Linked DNA regions of Homo sapiens: region 1 is linked to region 2. Evidence: chromatin loops called from intact Hi-C (ENCODE). Cell type or tissue: CD4-positive, alpha-beta T cell. All regions are shown on one strand. Links, peaks and the distances in the headings refer to the core of each region. The heading gives the core; the rest is flanking DNA.

The links. Peaks named below come from ENCODE experiments on the same cell type or tissue, not always from the same donor. Only the 100,000 strongest peaks of a DNase experiment are listed, where the experiment ranks them.
Region 1: a loop joins it to region 2, with 8 times the contacts of the local background. A loop is called at or near these places in 3 of 110 quality-filtered maps.

Annotation. Positions count from the first base shown.
Region 1 is chr14:67,569,067-67,574,397 of GRCh38, reverse strand. It overlaps PLEKHH1 (pleckstrin homology, MyTH4 and FERM domain containing H1), which reads right to left. Exons shown (of 29, transcript NM_020715.3): 8 at 5,182-5,260; 9 at 4,386-4,477; 10 at 2,496-2,646; 11 at 2,121-2,263; 12 at 1,012-1,122; 13 at 511-597; 14 at 1-156. It also overlaps a transcript of GPHN not described here. Among named protein-coding and RNA genes, the nearest start is that of PIGH, 29 kb to the left of the region's middle. RefSeq lists an enhancer at 2,752-2,931. In CD4-positive, alpha-beta T cell, for the core only: CTCF peaks have their summits at 2,731 and 2,933 (motif pointing right); a DNase peak (open chromatin) is centred at 2,927.
Region 2 is chr14:67,164,627-67,170,003 of GRCh38, reverse strand. It overlaps GPHN (gephyrin), which reads right to left. Exons shown (of 23, transcript NM_020806.5): 20 at 4,778-4,842; 21 at 968-1,071. All of the region lies in intron 1 of LOC105370538 (a long non-coding RNA gene), which reads left to right. Among named protein-coding and RNA genes, the nearest start is that of GARIN2, 22 kb to the left of the region's middle. RefSeq lists an enhancer at 825-2,024. In CD4-positive, alpha-beta T cell, for the core only: CTCF peaks have their summits at 3,148 and 3,353; a DNase peak (open chromatin) is centred at 3,453.

The sequences.
Region 1 (5,331 bases), core at 1-5,000, 400 kb before region 2:
CAGCCAGCCCTTCACGGTGGGCTTGGTGCCACCCCGAAGCAGAGCTGGAGGCCCGGTGGCCTGCACCTTCAGCAGGCTCTGGAGTACTCGGATCCACTCCTCCAGCAGGCTGGGTGAATCGGCCGTCAGGTAGTAGGTTTTCTTCTCAGAGATGAGCTGTGGAGGGCGAGATATGGGGGTGGGGCAGCACGCTGGGAGAATGGAGTAACCAGGACCTGGCTCCGAGGTGGCACCTGTCCCTGAACCCAAGGGGCTGGCCTTCTGCCTGCCCTAGTGCTCCCTCCTTTCTTTTCCTCCTCATCTTTTCCTCCCTGTCTCTCCTTCCTTCACTCCATCTCTCATATTCTGTCTCATCTTCCTTTCTTGTACTCACAAGTTAGGATCACGTCCAAATGTTGATCTGAAGTCTTTCATTCATGCTCATTTGGCCCCATCTTTGTCTCACTCACGGCCATATCCAAACCCAGCACCTCTTCTGTTTAAAATACTAGCAGCCAGGAGCGTGCTCACCTGAAACGTCTGTGAACCCTCCCCTCGAACAATTTGGCAGCGGGAGTTCAGATCCACTTGGCCTTGAGGTTTCCGGATGACATCACTCTGTAAAGAAAGTATTGGAGAGGAGAGCCACTGAATGTGGAGCCTTTCCGGAGCACCTCATTTACCCTCAGATCTTCCTCCACGTCATAAGCAAAGGGAAACATGATTCCCAGCATTCTGGCTGTGTTATGATGGGTGACTTATTCTAGATTCTGGTTATAGCTAAATGGAACCTTAATCAGGAACATGGGTCCTTCTGAGAACCTCCCTATTTCATTCTGAAACTCACGGCCAGGCTTAGGTCCCCAAGTGTGGCTCAAAGCCTCAGGGGCCCAGTGAGGTTGCCTCTCCCCACCTGCCAGACCTTTGCCCTCTGGCCTTGGGCCACATTCCCCCTCCTCCGTCCCATCTGACATAGTCCAGGGTGTGATGTGGAGACCTTTTGACTGCAGTGCTGGGCGGGGAGACTCTCACCGGGGACTTGTAGTACATAATCTGTCCCTGTCTCAGGACAAACCAGCGCCTCTTCCACGTCTTCACCTGGCTCCCCATTTTCAGCAGGTAGCCCGACTTCTCCAGTGACTCCTGAGGGGTGGAAGGGTGTAGATGAAGAAAGGGGAAATCACTCAGGGCTCCTAGACATCACACAGGTCCAAGTGGTCCAGCTGCCTCACTACTCGGTCATCAATTAAATACAAAATTATTGAGTACCTACTCAGTGTATTTTCAGAGTACCATGCCCTGCTATGGTTCAGAGAGGACTAAATAAAACATGGGTGGTCCTGCCAAGGAAGGGCTCCCATGCTAGCTGGGGAAGACCTCACTATGAGAAGGTAGCAGAGCAGGGGCTGCTAGAGGGAGAGCCTGGCCAGGGAGAGCGTCAGGAGAGAGCCGGCCCTGAGCTGGCCTTGTTAGGATAGTTCAGCCTCTCCCTCAAAGACTGAGAGGAGGAAGAAGACCATTCCAGGCAGCACAGAGCAGGGAGAGGGCAAGGCAGGTCTGGGCAACCTGGACACATCAGCCAGGCAGGACTGGAGGGTCATGGAGCCAGGGAGATGATGGGGCAGCAGAGAGGTGTGGGGCGAGGGATGCGGAATTACATCGGGAGTGGATGCTAGCCCTGGCATGTAGTGGCACAGCTTGGAGCCTCAGGCTTCTCATCCATAAGATGGGCTAATGACCCCAAGAGGATTGTGAGGACAAATGAGACAATGCCTGGAAACTGAGCACAGTGCCTGGTGCCAAGAGTTCAATAAATGTTAGCTTGCGTTAGTATTCCAGGTGATAAAACAAAGTCATATATGGAAAACTCTTCATGGGGCCTGGTGGGCCACAGTAGGCTCTCAGTAACTGGCCATTGCTGGTATTCCAGGAGCTCTCTGGGCTCCCTCCTTCCTTCCTTGTGGGGTCTGTGTGTCTGACTCCATAACTGTACACCCCCCCAGCCCACGCCCCCTGCCCCCATCCCCCAGCTCTAGGGACCCCTCACTTCAGGCAGCTACTGCCTATGTCTTGTGCTGAGGGCCCCAGCAGCCTCTGCTGCATTCTGCTTCCACCCTGCCCCCGCCCGTTTCCCGGCTCACCCCGCCCAGGCCCAGCCCGTCGGTGGAGTAGGATGAGGTGCGCTGCAGTTTGTGCTCAGGCTCTGAGTAGTCACTGTCCAGTGAGCAGGCGTCCGGGGGGATGGCGTAGTCACCCTCGGAGCTCAGTGAGGACATGGAGACGCCTTGCCGAGGGAGGAGGAGTCAAGGCCCGGGTCCCACACCTCCCCGACTCACGCAGCCCAGGAGCTGCTGAGACTTGACCACCCACCCGGGACCCGGTCTCTGGGGCTGGGGGTGGAGCTGCTGGGGGGTCACGAGCTCAGATCAAGTGGGGACGCCCATGTTCAAGTGCCCATGGGAAGAGGTGAGGGGCTCCTTGCTGCTGCACCCTGCCCCTGCTCCCCTTCTCTGTACCTCTCTTGATGGCCCGGGGGCTGCCTAGTCCGCTGGTCTTCCTGGACTCAGAGGAGGGGACCGAGATTCGGAAACTCGCCTGAGAGCTGCAGTCATCGTCAGACCCAGAGGACTCGTCCATAAAGGGCATGTTGCTGATCTGTGTAGCTCTCTGCAAGACAGGCCCCTCCCTCACTGCAGCTCAGGCTGCAAAACAGTCCTCTCCCAACCCTGCAGCTTGCACTCCTGGTCCAAGTGCCCATGGTGTGGCCAACCCCCAGCCGGGACTCTGAACAGACAACTGTCCAGTGTAAGGTCCCTCCTGGCCTCACTCCTGTGTCATGACCTCCATGCTTCTCAGGCCTCCCTTCCCACACACCATCTTCTGTGGTCCCCAAAGCAGCTGCCCATCACGACTGAATGCCTGCCCACTGTGACCCTCGCTCCTTGCCACTAGGGGGCCAGAAAGCTACACCACAGACTAAGTGTGCCATGCGAGCTTTAAAAATGTGTGGGGACGTCGCAACAATCAATGATTGCATCTCCATTGGCAAACATTTAAAGTGACTGACTATCTCAGTGTTGGTGAGAGTATGGGGAGAAGATGGGGGAAAAAACTCTAGTGTGTAAGGCATTTTTAGAAGGTAATTTGGCAGTACCTGTCAAAAATTAAAACATGTATATAATTTGCCCAGAAATCCCACCTCTAGAACTCTGTCCTACAGACACATGTAGATATAAGTTCCCAAAGATATATGTGCACAGTGATGTTCATGGCAACATTCATTTTAGAGAAAAACAGGGACACAGACTAAATTATTATTGGAGGAAAGCTTTAGGTATTAATAGTTATGGTGCTTCGATACCAAGGGTACTGGACACCTATAGAAGGAGGAGGTAGGGGCCAGGCATGGTGGCTCATGCCTGTAATCCTAGCACTTTGGGAGGCTGAGGCAGGCGGATCACAAGGTCAAGAGATCAAGACCATCCTGGCCAACATGGTGAAACCCCGTCTCTACTAAAAATACAAAAATTAGCTGGGCATGGTGGTGCGCGCCTGTAGTTCCAGCTATTCAGGAGGCTGAGGCAGGAGAATCGCTTGAACCCAGGAGGTGGAAGTTGCAGTGAGCCAAGGTTGCACCACTGCACTCCAGCCTGGCAACAGAGCCAGACTCTGTCTCGGAAAAATAAAAAGGAGGAGGTAGGGAAGGATGACCTGACACGTGGTTATTCACGTGGTTAGGGGAACAAGCAAGGCATAGAATGACATGTATATGAGCACCTTTTGTGTGCACACAGGAGACAGTGAGAGTGTGCTGCATATTTATAAATGCATCGGAAGGCCTTACTGAATAAACACTAAACCATTCATGATAGCTTCCTCTGGGCTTAGGAATTAGGGAAAAGCGACGTGAGAGGAAATTTCACTTTTGGTTTTTTATTCTTCTATAAAAAATTTTATCAAGTATTACTATTATTCAAAAACCAGTAACAGAGACAAAAATGTGTATGAAAATATTGCAATTCTATCTGATTTTTGTTTTTAAAATGTAGTGACGTTACGGGAATATAAGTTGGAATATACCTCAGTAATTCTAGAAGGAGCCCCACTGCCCTCTGGGACCTGAGGAGTGAGGCAGACATGAGAAAAGGTGGGGAGAGCTGTAAAGCGGGCATAGGCTTAACCTTCTTACCTTGTCCACGTTCATACTGATTCACATTTTTGTAAATGTGGAATTTTTATAATAACCTAATAAACAATAAAACAAAATGACACGTGCTGGGCTCAGCTCCCTGGGCAGGGTCACCATGTGCAGAAGCCTGGCCCTAGAGCCCCGCCCCAGTCATTGGATGATGAGGCCAGGGGCCTTTCCTGATGAGACACCCCCTCTTTGTGCAGCAGTTTCTTACCCCCTTCAGTGCTGTGTAGACAGGCACAGTGACATTCTTGTAGACCAGGCCAGAGAAAGACCCAGGGGAAACAAGGGCAGGAGGGCTTGAAGCTGAGCAGGGAAGAGAGGAATGAGATTACTCAAGGGCATAACCCAGGAAGGGGTGTGGGGGAAGCAGAGAACTGGGCAGATGGCATTCCCTCCAGGAGCAGGCCAGTGACAGATCTCAAGAGGGGGGCCAGGGCCCTGTTCATCTTCTCCCCTTGACTCCCTTTGGGGACCATGATCTCCATGTGGTAAAGGATCCCTCACAAAAGAATCCAAAAGCCTTACCTTTAACCATTTTTTCCTCCATGAGGCTTGCACAGTGTTCCACTGTTGCAGATGTGAGTTACAAATCATACGGCTATGGGACCACCCCACAGCCCTCGTTGTGGAGATTTGGTGGCTGGCTGGAGAGGAGCCAGTGAGTGGGGTTCATGTAAATCAGGACACTTGTGGCTCCTCCCACCCACGGCCCTGGCACTGCAGAAGCGAAGCCTGTGCAGGTGGGAGGCTGGGCTGGAGGCCCCCTCTCAGATCCCTTCCAGCTCTGTGACTGGCTACTTTCCTGTGATGGGCTGAACCTGTACGACTTCCCTTTCCCTCCTAGGTGGGACTTGCTGTGATTTCACCTGAACTTCACCTGCTGGGGAGGGGAACAGGGTAGGCCAGCCAACCCTGGCCCTGGGTGTTGCTTGGAGTCTTCTCCTCCCCGCTTGCCCACCCTGCCCACCTTGGGTGTTTGGTGCCTCCAAGCCTCACTTGGAACTCACCGCAGCATGCAGTATTACTTCTGGGAGACATATCTGAGAGCCGCATGCCCGATGTGGCCACAGCATAGATCCGGCTCTCCTGAAACAAGAGGTCTCAGGAAGCTCAGGGCCCGGCATGATGCCCATCCCACCCCCTCCAGGCATGTGCAG
Region 2 (5,377 bases), core at 330-5,329:
CGGGTTCAAGCGATTCTCCTGCCTCAGCCTCCTGAATAGCCGGGATTACAGGCACCCACTACCACGCCCAGCTAATTTTTTCTATTTTTAGTAGAGACAGGGTTTCACCACGTTGGCCAGGCTGGTCTTGAACTCCTGACCTCAGGTGATCCACCTGCCTCGGCCTCCCGAAGTGCTGGCATTACAGGCGCCAGCCATTGAGCCTGGCCTAATATTTTATCTTTTATGTTTTTTGCTCTTCCTGTCAACTAATCATAGCATTCTGCCATATTTGAATTTACTTCGGAACACTTGGAAAGTAATGGTTTGGTACTGTAGTTTATACTGCTAAGAACATTATTCATTAGTCACAGAGAAAGTGTATAACATAATTAGTTGAGTAGTAGTAAATCACATTGAAGTTAGTGTTGGTGGAGAAGGAGACCTAATTTCCAGGTGACTTTTACCATGGTATATTTCTCAGCCTTAGCAGTTCTCTTCTAAACAATATGGTTACCCTTTCCCTGAATCACCAGGGTCTCTTTGTAGTCCTTTGTCTTCTTCTGAATTGTTTAAAATTTATCGTTGAAGTCACAGAAAAAGTGAGCAGGTTAATTGCTGTCCCTCTGAGTTTGCATGGGGAAAAGAAAATTCTCCCTTGTTCCAGACAGGTCTAGTGTTAGGGTAGAGCCAGATATATCCTATTGACTGTTTTGTCCTTAAGTATCACTCAAGTTTTTAAGCCGTGCTCTCTGGACTCGTATATGGACTTCTATCTGGAGAAAATGATTCACTTTAGAAGTCATGAAGTAGGAGAATTAAAGGGACCCTTTCTCCTACATTTTCTAGTACACAGGGGGAGAATATAATCACATTTTCCATCAAAACTAATAGAAAACTCTAGATGTTTATTTTGGACAGTTAGGAAATCATATCCCTAACTGTTACCAGGCTTCCATTTTGGTTTCTGGTCATTAGAAAGCATTACCCTTGCTTTGATGATGGTTGGCCGAGGATCCAAGATGCCCTGCATTTTCCTCAGTGCAGGCACAACAAAGAGATTGCAGGTGACCACAGCCGATACAGGATTCCCTGAAAGTCAACCAAGCAGTTATTTATAATACACTGTGTAACAATTTGCCAAATAATTATGTCTGTCTATATCTTTGGGTATCAGAATGTGACGGAAGTGACTAGGCACTATTTTTCCTCTTCTGAATCACCTTGAATCCAACCAGAACAGAGGTATAGTCAACTAAATGCCACAGGGGGTGTAAACATTTGCGTCTTTCAGTAAAATGGAGAATTCTGCTGCCCAGAAGCTGTTTAACGCCATTTATTTCCGCTTTCCTGAGAGCCAGCTGAAAGCCATTACTAATCTTATTATCAAGATTACTCATTACTAATCTTGTTTTAAAGCCGTTTACAAGTTTTATATATCTATTTGCTATTTTTTAAGCATTTAAAAATTACTATAGTATTACAAGCTTGGTTCCCAAACTGAGAAAACATAGATAAGCATAAGGAAACTTATTTATAATCTTCTCTACCTGGATATTTCTTTAAATTAAAAAAAAACACCAAATGATTTAAGAAGTGTTTTAAGGACCTGAAGATGAATACTGTTATGGATTGAATTCATATGATAAAGCTATAACTCCAATATGATTGACTATATTTGGAGATAGGGCCTTTAAGGAGGTAATTAAGGTAAATAAGGTCATAAAGATGTGGCCGTAATCCAATAGGACTGGTGCCCTTATAAAAAGAGGAAGAGACACCAGGAGTCTGCACACATACAGGAAAGATCATGTGAAGACACAGTGAAAAGGTTGCTGTCTACAAGCCAGGGAGAGAGGCCTCACCAGAAGCCAACCTTGCTGGCACCTTGATTTTGGACTTCCAGCTTCCAGAACTGTAAGAAAATACATTTCTGTTGTTTCAGCTACCCAGTCTATGGTATTCTGTCATGGCAGCCTGAGCAGACTAATACAAATACCACATTCTTTTAAAGTTATGAGAAGAATTTGAGGAATTCCACTATATCACTCCAAGAAGAAATCTAGGTGTGTCGTACACTTCAAAGGAGGAAGGGTGGGCTGTGAAGAAGCAAACAACCACTGGGCTGTAAATAACAGATTTGATTTCTTGTGTGGCATTATTATCTAACCAAGCTGTCTGATCTTGGCAAGTTCCAAAGTTTTTTGAGTCTAACTTTACTCATCTATGAAATGAAAGGTTTGGACTACATGATTCTCAAGATCTCTTCTGGTTCTAAAATTTCAGTTGTTTTAATACTTTTATACAGTTCTATGTAAGCATGAATGTATAACCTGGAGTGGGGAATGGGCTACTAGATTTTTAGGTTCCCTTGGCATGGCTAAACACTGCTTATTGCATCATCAAGTCAAAAGGCAATGGTCAGTTTAGCCTATTATTAGCTATAATCATACCTCCAATTCTCTTCTACCTGCAAAAGTGCTTAAGAATAGATTTTTTAAGGTGCAAAAAGTGACAAGTGATACTAATAGTTTCGATGGAAAAATGAGTTGCCCACAGAATAGCAGACTCTTAAAAAGAATCAATTACTTTCCCTTGCTTCAAAATACAAGTAGATAGAATATTTTTTTCTGGAAAAGCAAAAAAACCCCAAACCAACAAATAAAAAAGCCATTGTAAATCAAGGATTATAAAATCCATGTAATACTACCACTTTATAACATTACTGTATAAAAAATGAAGTGCTCTAATTATTTTAGAGGCAGGGTCTTGCTATGTACGAAAAAGGACTGGAAGGACTGATATAAAAAACTTGTAATAGTGGTTTATCCATATGTGGGTGTTGGGGGATTATGGTTAACACTTTTTTATGCTTATCTATATTTTCTGATTTTTACAATAGTGAGCATGTGTCACTCTAGCAATGTTAAAAATGTCCAAAAAAACAAGTAAATATACAAAACTTTGATTTAAAACTTGTCGAGATTAGGGATGGCTTTAAACGCATGGCCTACAGGAAAGCAGAAATACACTTTTGAAATTGAAAATCCTTGTAAAGCTGCGCATGGTGGCTCATGCCTGTAATCCCAAAACTTTGGGACGCTGAGACAGGTGGATGGCTTGAGCTCAGAAGTTGAGACCAGCCCGGGCAACATGGTGAAACCCCGTCTCTACAAAAAATACAAAAATTAGCCAGGGGTGGTAGCAAGCGCCTATAGTCCCAGCTACCTGGGAGGCTGAGGTGGGAGAACGGCTTGAGCCTAGGAGGCAGAGGTTGCAGTGAGCTGAGATCGCGCTGCTGCACTCCAGCCTGGGCGACAGAGCCAGACCTTGTCTCAAAAACAAACAAACAAACAAACAAAAAACACAAAACACAAAAAACAAACAAAACCAATAACAACAAAAACAAGAAAGAAAATCCTTGTAAATGGAACCACTTTGCACATTCTACAATCTGAACATGTGAGTTTCTGCTGCCCTCTGTTGGTTCACTCAGGCTGAGCAGATAAGGTTTCAAATTAAAAGTAGGAATTTGAAAACAGGTTTTAATTTTATAACATCTTTGGCATAATGGTGAAATAGGCTCCCACAGTAACATTCTTTGTTATAATATCACTGATGGTCTGTAGGTTAAGTCATATCTTCCGTAGACAAAAGAGGCTCTTCCAGGCTAAATGAAGCTAGGAAAAGGAGCACATTTCTTTATACAATGGCTATCAGAGCATCCAAGGAATTATGAAAGGTCCTAAGGCGTTTCATGTTACAGATACATTCTGAGGACTATTTTACTTAAATGTTCTCTCTCTGAAAATTTTCTACATGATAGAAATCTAATCTCTTTTATGCTTATAGATAGGGGCTTAAAATGTTTTCAAAGTTTAACATTTTTCTGCCTGCTTCCATTTCTTTACATTTCCATTTTGAGATATACTTGACCTAAAAAACAAACAAAGATCCAAAAGCCATGAGATTTGTAAATCTTAAAGAAATAGGTTATTTTCTAAAGGAATCTGTGCCAAAAAATAGAGAACTGAACAGAATGATCAGAAGATAATTTTAAAGTTAAAAAAAAGATGCACAATAAATTATTTTAAAATTTATCAAGATTCACCATGACTTTATATAACCCCAAATCACAAAAAATTTGAATTTGAAAATCATCGTGAACTGAACCTGCTTTGCTCTTTCTATAATCTGAACATGTGAGTTTCTGCTCACGTTGGGACAAGGGTGGGAGTGGGGAAGTTGTAGACTGATGATGAGTAGGATTTGGCTGAGAAGCACTAGTTCCAGTAGCCTGGCCTTTCCTCTTCCCCCTCCCCTCAACCAGCCCAAATCTGGCAAGGACCAGAGGCAGCTTTGTATTTTTTGATTTGGTATTTGCTTGGGTGACTCAAGGCATTTTGGCCTCTAGAGCACAATACTTCTGGTTATGAGAGGTATTCGGCTGCTAACTTCGACCAATTTCCTGTAAGGAAAAAGCAGGTGCTCCAGAAAGATCTAGTGACAGCTAACACTTGATGATCATCTTAGGATTTGGAATGTGCTTTGATAGGATTTGGAATGTGCTTTGATATATATTATCTAATCTGACTTTCACACCAACCCTATGAAGTAGATATTAGTCTTATTTTATAGGTGAAGAAACTTCCTAGAGAGGTTAAGTGATTGGTCGTTTAGAAAAGCTGAGACTTGAGCCCAGGTCTTTCAGATTTCAAACCAGGTGGTCACATGAGAAGTCCAAAAAATTTTGGCTATTTTTCCAGAAAAAGGAAAGGAAACAATTTGTTATTCTTACCAGGTAGTGCAAAGATTATTTTTCTTACACCATCAATATCCAAAGTTGCAAATGTTGTTGGCAAGCTAGAAGAAAAAAAGAGTCACTTGTTAGTGATTGCTAAGCAATATGATGAATACATTAAGTACTCCAGTGTTTTTGTAATCCATACACTTATCATATAAAAAACACTTTTCTGTTGACTTGCCTTTACATCTTTATACTCTGAAGTATTCCACAGACACTTAAATAAGTTTGTTTTTAGTATTTCCTGTTTTCAAGTAACCACACTTTCTGGTTTAAAGAAAACTACTTACTTTTTTTTTTTTTCTTGCCAGTGCCATAGAAATGTACTCCAAATCTTGGAGTTTCCAAGTTTTCCCACCCCTCTAGTTAATAATGTTTATACTACTTTTGCTGGCGATTTACAACAATCATTCTTAAAAGCAGAAGACTGGCCAGGCATGGTGGCTCACACCTGTAATCCCAACACTTTGGGAGGCTGAGGGGGGTGGATCACTTGAGGTCAGGAGTTTGAGACCAGCCTGGCCAACATGGTGAAACCCTGTCTCTACTAAAAATACAAAAATTTGCCAGGCATGGTGGTGTGCGCCTGTAATC